Linked DNA regions of Homo sapiens: region 1 is linked to region 2. Evidence: read pairs that join two places in POLR2A ChIA-PET (ENCODE). Cell type or tissue: GM12878. All regions are shown on one strand. Each heading gives the region's core, and the rest is flanking DNA. Links, peaks and the distances in the headings are about the cores only. Region 1 overlaps RNF111 (ring finger protein 111). Region 2 overlaps MYO1E (myosin IE).

Region 1 (4,403 bases), core at 249-4,248, 190 kb after region 2:
TAATCGTAATTAAAAATCATGACTGGCACTCGGTAAACTAATTGACCTAAGAATATAAGAAATACTATGTTGTACCAATCATTAGTGTAAAATACAGGATTCTGTTTCAAGAATGCTACTCTCTCTTCCATGGTTACTTTTGAGAATTTACCCAGGTTATAATAAACTATTTACATTTTCTGTTAATAGCTAAAATTACTCACCATAGGTAAAGGAATAAAAATAACACCCTACACATTTAATAATATCCACAAGGTCTTGTATGTTTAGCTCAGGATAGATTTGCAAAACATTCCTTTGGGAGTCCTAAACCAAGCTAAGCTTCTAGTATTGCCATAAAAGAAAACAAAACAAAAAAAATAAACAGGCACCAGGGAGATTTCCTGATGTGTAGAGGTAAGGACATTGTGGCTAGTTTACTAGTTTGGTAGCCCTAAGAAATATTACTTGCGTGAGCTAGTTTATGCTTCTAAAACACGTGACTGTGAACCCTAAACATCTAACTTCATTTAAGTATGTGTGTGGCATTACACTGTTCTAAATTTACTTACAGGTGTATATACTTTGAAGGACTCACTATAATGATTTGGACTAAGGACATACAGGGATAATATGTAGAATATGCAGTCCTAAGGCTCCAGGATAAAAAAATAAATCTTTTAGAAAGGTGAGGCCAATAAAACACAAGGGCTTTCTCCTGTTCAAACTAAATATAAAACTGCTTATAACCTTATTGTCAGCATTTACAGAAAATATCTGTAATATAAAAGGTCATTGGGGGTGGGTGCTTAACCACTAAGAAGAGAACTCCAAAGGTCAAAGTGGGCTGAAAATGGCCTCAACATTTTCAGCCCAACTTGAACTTCAACGATTATAGAACCCAGAGTTTAAAAAGTTCAAATTCTAAAATAAAATTCTTAAGAAGGAGTATAAAGTTAATTACCGAGCCACTGTCAACATAGGATAGTACATATCAGAAACAGTTGTGGTATAGCTTGAGCCAAGATAGCCATGTCTTGGGATAAAATGGTTTTGTATGAGGAAAGATACCACCATTTAAAATTCTTGAAAAATCAAGAGTCTATGATGAGACTGAGTAGTCTATTATCTCTGGGAAGCTGTTAATAGCTGAAGGAAGTTATAGGTCCACTTTGCAGTACTTTTGTGAAAGCATCATATTGTACTAGATGGAGCAACTGCAAAAAAACATGAATGTATGAGGAAGTCTCAAGGAGGTATTAGTGGCCACTATGATTAGTAGCAACTGTCAAATCCTGACACAAAAGACTCTAAAACAAAGAAATACTCTCTTAAATGAAAGGGCCAGGCCAGGCGTGGTGGCTCACGCCTGTAATCCTAGCACTTTGGGAGGCCGAGGCGGGTGGATCACAAGGTCAGGAGTTCGAGACCAGCCTGGCTAATATGCTGAAACCCCGTCTCTACTAAAAATACAAAAAAAATTAGCCAGGTGTGGTGGCTCATGCCTGTAATCCCAGCTACTCACAAGGCTGAGGGAGGAGGATTGCTTGAACCCAGGAGATGGAGGCTGCGGTGAGCCAAGATGGCGCCACTGCCCTCCAGCCTGGGTGACAGAGGGAGACTCTGTCTCAAAAAATAAATAATTAAGTAAAATAAACTAAAGGGCAAAAAGCCAGCTAAACAGTAACAAAATTAATATCTCTTAATAACAATAAGAGATATAACAATGGGTCATGTACACTGTGGGTCTTTTTCAAGATCACTGCCTATTAACTCAGGTAAATGCATCTGCTTGACATCAACCATGTCCAAAACAAGATCTCTAGTCCTACAAGGAAAAATAGGTCTGTAATTTCAGTAGTCCTTACAGCTCATAAAAATTGAGTCAATGTTGTACCAAGCACTATGCACGGTCAGAGGATAGGTGTGGTACATAACACTGGTTTTCAGTTTTACTCAGAGTTGGGGAAAATAATATAAAATTAAAACAAACAAGTATATGTTATAGAATGCTCACTTCCATGCCTTTAGAAGTAGCACTTCGATGCTAAAATGGCAAGTGGAAAAGCATGTTCTAAGTGTTTGTAACAGATGTCAGAAATATGAATATATACTTTTAAAATCAGTAACATATTAACATGCAATAAGCAAATGCACTTCTAAATTCGTTCCAACACAAAAATTAAGATTCATCCGTTAGATTATTAGTTGGGTGTATCAAATGTAACAAAGCAACTCTTTATTGCTATTATTACCAATACTTATAATCATCTAAAGTATAAGATGAATGCAATGTTAGGAGTTGATATTTTGGAGGGAGAGTCAAAGTGATTCCGCAATAGGGCAATGTCTTTTCCAGTTATTTATAAAAACAGATAAGGATGTTTCATTAATGTGTTAGTTCAGAGCACCGATAAAATTACTGAGTGAAGGAAAAAGAATCAAAACATATGTTTTGAATTAGGGTGCCCTAACACAGTAACAGCACAAGTTTCACTGGTATCAATGAGTAACATATTGAAACAAGTAGATTCTAACAGAAAGGGCTATTTCAACATCAATACCCCTTAATATTTTTTCATTTTTAATTTGGTACCATCCCCAATATTTATGTATTATTCACATCTAAATTTCAAAGCAGATCAATTCTCCATATCATTAAAAAACACAATTTTATAAAACACTAAGTAAAATTATTGTTTATTCAGAGCATTAACTCTTAACTCTCATTGTATACTTGGGGTGCTTTTAAAAAGACTAACCTCTAAAATTCTAGTTCAAGTATGGGAAAGAGTCTGGGCAACAATATAGCTTTATTTTATTATCTCTCCAGGTGAGTTTAATGCAGCCTGCTTTGAAAAGGACAAATCTAGACAGGCTTAGTGACATGTGCCTACAGTCCTAGCTACTATGGAGAATGAGACAGGAGAATCACTTGAGCCAAGGGGTAGAAGTCCAGCCTGGGTAACATAGCAATATTCTATCTCTTACCAAAAAAAAAAAAAAAAAAAAAATCCACTAATCTGATATATGCATACTCAAACTGGGTCTCAAAAATAAATAAATAAAAAGAATGCAAATATCTGCAGCACAAATATGTTTAATATTTATATTTAATATTTCAAACATTTAACTAAGAATTAAAATCTCACCGATAGCTTTCTCCAACTGTTACAATCTCCACTTCACTGTCAGTTGAGGTAACATTAATTTCTTCATTGGCAGTAACCTGGGGAGTGGAGGAAGCTTCTATCACCACAACATCTTCATCAATACTTCCTGGAAACAAAAAGAAAAAACATTTAAAGGCATCTTCCTGTCAGCTAATCGTTAGGCAGAAATTTTTATTTTGACTTTGAAGACCATGAAATTCATTGCAAAAATAAAAATCTTATCTGTCAAAAAGGTTTTTTAAAAAAATACACAAGGAACAAAAAACACACACAGTAAAAATGGTAATCACTGTTTTAATCTACACTTCTTTGCATGTTTACTTCCTCTTCTATGGATTTGTTGTATTCATTACAGATGTTCAGTGGTTTCTACATGATTTGTAAGATCTTATATAGATATTTATCCTGTAATATCTGTAGTATATTATAGATCTTGTATAAGATATTCTACTATATAAGATATTAACCCTTTAATAGCTCAAAGTAATTACAATAGCTTTATGTTTTTTCCAAGGTTGTTTTCATTTAGGTGATATATTCTTTTAAAAAAACACTGTAGCTTTTTAGTTTTATGTTATGAAATTTGTCATTTGTTTATTTATTCATTTATTTATTTATTTATTTATTTATTTATTTATTGAGACAGTTTCTCACTCTGTTGCCCAGGCTGGAGTGCAGTGGGATGATCTCGGCTTACTGCAACCTCCTCTGCCTCCTGGGTTCAAGTGATTCTCATGCCTCAGCCTCTCAAGTAGCTGGGACTACAGGCATGCACCACCACACCAGGCTAATTTTTTAGTAGAGATGGGGTTTCACCATGTTGCCCAGGCTTGTCTTGAAATTCTAACCTTAAGTGATCTGGCTCCCTCAGCCTCCCAAAGTGCTGGGATTATAGGCGTGAGCCACTGCACCCAGCCAAAATTTGTCTTTTTTTTTTTTTCCTTTTTTTTTTTGAGACAGAGTCTCGCTCAATCGCCCAGTCTGGAGTGCAGTGGCGCCATCTCTGCTCACTGCAAGCTCCGCCTCCTGGGTTCACACTGTTCTCCTGCCTCAGCCTCCCGAGTAGCTAGAACTACAGGCACCTGCCACCAGGCCCAGCTAATTTTTTTTTGTTTATTTTTAGTAGAGACGGGGTTTCACTGTGTTAGCCAGGATGGTCGCGATCTCCTGACCTCATGATCCACCCTCCTCAGCCTCCCAAAGTGCTGGGATTACAGGCGTGAGCCACCGCACCAGGCGCAAAATTTGTCA
Region 2 (4,403 bases), core at 221-4,220:
AGAAATGGGGGATGGGGGTGCATTGGTGAGTCGTCCAACAGTGGTAACAGCGGATCCTACTTATTTTAGGGAATATCTCAAAAAATCAAAATAAAAAAGAACTGAAATATTTTTACATTTGCTGAATAAGTTGAAGTGAATAGAAAATACTATTGACTTTTAAGTGAGGAATAACCTTTCTCAGAAAAATAATTATGGTCCTTGGATTATACCATTGTAAATGGCTTTTTTTCCCCAGAACATTCTTTCCATTTCGTTGATATTTTACCGTATGTTTCCATTTCTATAGTTAGTACACAGACCCCCCCCACACACAGACACACACTCTACAATACTTCCTATTTGAATTAATATTTCCTATAAAGTCTGTTATGACTTTGATTTAAAATTGCTTGGCTTGTTCCCAGCTGGCTATACAAGAACTAGGGAGTTTGTTAGAAATTCCTATTCCTAGACTCTGTCCCTGGAGACTGGGATCCAGCAGGTCAGAAGACGGGCCCAGACATGGGCAATTAAAAAGTACTCTGACGATTCTGATAGACTGCCAGATTTGGGAACCACTGGGATATTTTCCTAATTTCTAGAGTATTTGTGTGTGTGTGTCCATTTTATAAGTCAATTAAATTAGGACGGGCTGCCTGGAAGCGTAAACAAAGCAAATTGCTGTACAATAACTGCTGTGAGATGCAAAGTAAATAATTTGGGATATATTATTTTGTCTAAGACCTTCACTTTCTTTTAACTTGGGTTTTAGTGCCGGAGAAGAAACAATATGTTCTCATCCCAAACAGGCCAGCATAATTATGGTTGCATATACTGTAGGTTTCAAGTCATTCTGTAACATTCCATTATTGTACCATATTTTGACCAACTCACCAGCCTCTGATCAATAAAAATTCTTCTTAAGTGTCTGTAAATTGAAACCAAGTAATGAAAATTCCGATCAATGTTTAGTGAGAACTAATTATTTTAAGTCTGCTGGAAAAGATCATAGTTGCTGAGAATGCAGATATCCTATTTTTGGAACTGGTATACTTATTTTGATATATTAAAAGAGCTACTTTCCATTATTATTACTTGCTTTTGTTTCCAACAAAAGAGACAAAATATTTCATGTCTGAATACAGTATTAACCAAAGACACAGTGGGAGGATTACTGGGATTACTGTCCTTTTATAATTCTTTTTTAAATTTAATAAATTCCCCTTTATATATATTATTTTATAATTCTTATAGGGTTTGCTCACGCTTGCTCTCTCTCTCTTTCCCAGCTTGTTCTAGTAAAGTTTAAATGTGACAGTGTAAACTTAAGGAAAATATACATACTTATGGTGATATGTAGGAAGTTGAATAATAATAATGTAATGAAATTGATCAGTGGTGATTATTGTGAGGTGTGATCCCTCCCTTTTCTCTGGAAAAGCTGTTTTAAAAAATCTGAAATACACAAATTTTAAAAAATAAAAAAAATATATATATATATATTTTTTGACACAGTTTCATTCTTGTTGCCCAGGATGGAGTGCAGTGGCACAATCTTGGCTCAATGCAACCTCTGCCTCCCGGGTTCAAGAGATTCTCCTGCCTCAGCCTCCTGAGTAGCTGGGATTACAGGCACCTGCCATCACGCCCAGCTAGTTTTTGTATTTTTAGTAGAGACGGGGATTCACCATGTTGGCCAGGCTGGTCTCGAACTCCTGACCTCAAATGATCCGTCCACCTTGGCCTCCCAAAGTGCTAGGATTACAGGCACGAGCCATTGTACCCGGCATAAAAATCTAAAAAAAATAGAAAATTATGAGAAAGCACATGAAAAGGAAAAAGAGCCAGGTGTCGTGGCTCACACCTGTAATCCCAGCACTTTGGGAGGCCAAGGCAGGCGGATCACCTGGGGTCAGGAGTTGGGACCAGTCTGGCTAACATGGTGAAACCCCGTCTCTACTAAAAATTAAAAAATTAGCTAGGCATGGTGGTGCACACCTGTAATCCCAGATACTTGGGAGGCTGAGGCAGGAGAATCATTTGAACCTAGGAGGTAGAGATTGCAGTGAGCCAAGATTGTGCCACTGCACTCCAGCCTGGGTGACAAAGTGAGACTCCATTTCAAAAAAACCATTCCTATACCAGCCTCCTAACAAGTAAGGAATATTTCTTTTTCCTTGTCAATTTGTTTTTGCCCATACATTATTTTCACATAGTTGTAAACTTGTTATAAATATAGTATCTTCTATTCACATTACCACTTAACTTAGGCTGCATTATCTTTATGTTGCTACATACTCTTTGTAAGTACTTCAAATGCCTGTGCAGTATTATATTGGGTGGTTGTGCCATTGTAAGCTTGGACTTTCCAATATTCTTGAATGTTTACATTGTTTACAACTTCTAAAATGGAGTTTCATTGTTGCCAAACCGTGTAATTCCAATGAGAGAGTGTGTGTGTTGACCCTGGATCTAGTAAATACATCATCTGAGTATGTCAACCATTTGAAAAGATAATTTCCCCATGGAGTTGAATTTGCCCGACCTAGTTGCTGCCTGTGAGTAAGCATGTCCTCTGGAAGAGTGTGACACCTCGTCCCAGGCTTGCTGGTTTTCTACTTGCTACTGTAGCTTACGAAATTTCAGTTTGGTTTTCTTATTCATGTGACCAGGAAGCCAGGAGCATAGCACTAGGATGGTGAGTGACTTGCATAGGTGGGTTCAGACTTTTGCAGGTCATGAGCTCTGAACAGAGGATGGTTCCCGCCTCCCCATAATTTCTTTAAAACCGTATTATTAGTTCAAGGAAATTCAGCAAAGTTCTGAGTTTCGCTATATGGCCAGCTCAATTCTCTGTTCATTTGTTTCTTTTGTTTTGTTTTGAAATGTAAAATTATTTCAAATTTCAGTTTCCTTTTGGGAATAGGAGTGTCACCTTGCTTGGTTGTTCCCCAAGCAAATGTTTTCTCTTTCCTTGAGTAACTCAGCAATCGATAACAATTAATTTGGGCTGGATATTCATAGAAGAACATTTGCTCTGCGCCCTAAAATTTTTTATCGCGAAGCGCGAACAAAAATATTGTCCTATGAACTTGTAGCAGTCTGCATTTTTCATACTAACTCCCACCATCATTTTATATGATATGGGGTTCTTTAATTCTATCCTGGTAACACAAAGGGTACCAATAGAAAGATGAAAAATCTGACTGACTTAAGCATGTTTTGAATTGAGGTCATTATCAATTCAGGGGGATTTTGTAGGAAGAATGGGGATTTTGAAGAGCAGACTATATATTATTAACAAAAGGCTCTCCCCATGCAGGAAGGCTACCCAGCGGAAGGTGGCCTTTGTTACTCCGGATGTGATTAATATTGCTTCAAGGTTTAATTTTAGAACTTCTAAAATAAGGAAGCTTGCATCAATTCAAGGCACATGGTTTGAAACCTCAGAGTGCCCACTTTTTCTTTTCTTTTTTTAAATTACAAAAATAGCATATGCATTATAAAATGTTTGAAAACTAATGAATTAAAACAAGTTTCTCTAGTCTCTGGCTTGACCAAAGCCTTTGTTAATATTTTGTGGTAGTTCCAGTCTTTTTTTTAAGAAAAAAAAATTGTAATCATGTTTTGTATATAACTTGAATGACTTATTTCACTTAACATGATTTCATTTGCTTGTTTCCTGTGTTTACAGTCTTCATGTCAGTTGTAATTTATGTAGAATTCCACCCTTGTGATACTCCATAATTTTCCTAATCATATCCCCCATTATTGGGCATGTAAAATGCTTAATGGTCAGTGGTGTGCACAGTGGTAATTATCCACACCATGTTAATCCGGCTCACACGGGTCACATGGGCGACCTAATCCTGCTGTAACTTGCCTTTCTCTACTGGTATTGTACTTAAAAAAAAAAATTCTTTTCTGCCTGTTTTTTTTGTTTTTTTGTTTGTTTGTTTGTTTTGTGTGATGGGGGAGACAAGGAAGGGAGCTGGTCGCAATCCACTTCTCAGGTGGATTCTTTGTCTGTCTTTCTTTAGTGGTGAAAGTGGTGCTGGAAAAACAGTGGCTGCCAAATATATCATGAGCTACATCTCCAGAGTGTCTGGAGGAGGGACCAAAGTCCAGGTGAGTGGGCAGTGGCCCATTATGATACCTTATGTTATGGGAAATGTAAGAGGCTCCATTTGCTGTTAGAAAAGAATTTTTCTTCCACAGAAAAGACACTGGTTCTTCTATAACTGTGAAACTTGAAATCTGGAATGGAAAGGAATAGCATATGTATGTGTGTTTGTGTGTGTGTGTGTGTGTGTGTGTGTGTGTGTGTGTGTGTGTGTGTGTGTATATATTTTTTTTTTTTCTTTTTTGAGACAGAGTCTTGCTCTGTTGCCCAGGCTGGAGTAGTGCAGTGGCGCGATCTC

What was found. Peaks named below come from ENCODE experiments on the same cell type or tissue, not always from the same donor. Only the 100,000 strongest peaks of a DNase experiment are listed, where the experiment ranks them.
Region 1: POLR2A ChIA-PET joins it to region 2 with 5 read pairs; 3 of 35 experiments call an interaction of 5 or more read pairs at or near these places.

What each region holds. Positions count from the first base shown.
Region 1 is chr15:59,051,160-59,055,562 of GRCh38, reverse strand. It overlaps RNF111 (ring finger protein 111), which reads right to left. Exons shown (of 14, transcript NM_017610.8): 3 at 3,132-3,258. Among named protein-coding and RNA genes, the nearest start is that of CCNB2, 52 kb to the left of the region's middle. In GM12878, for the core only: no CTCF peak of the experiment used is centred there; no DNase peak of the experiment used is centred there.
Region 2 is chr15:59,236,292-59,240,694 of GRCh38, reverse strand. It overlaps MYO1E (myosin IE), which reads left to right. Exons shown (of 28, transcript NM_004998.4): 5 at 4,023-4,110. Among named protein-coding and RNA genes, the nearest start is that of LDHAL6B, 32 kb to the right of the region's middle. In GM12878, for the core only: no CTCF peak of the experiment used is centred there; DNase peaks (open chromatin) are centred at 2,654 and 3,294; H3K4me3 peaks cover 1,371 bases; H3K27ac peaks cover 2,452 bases.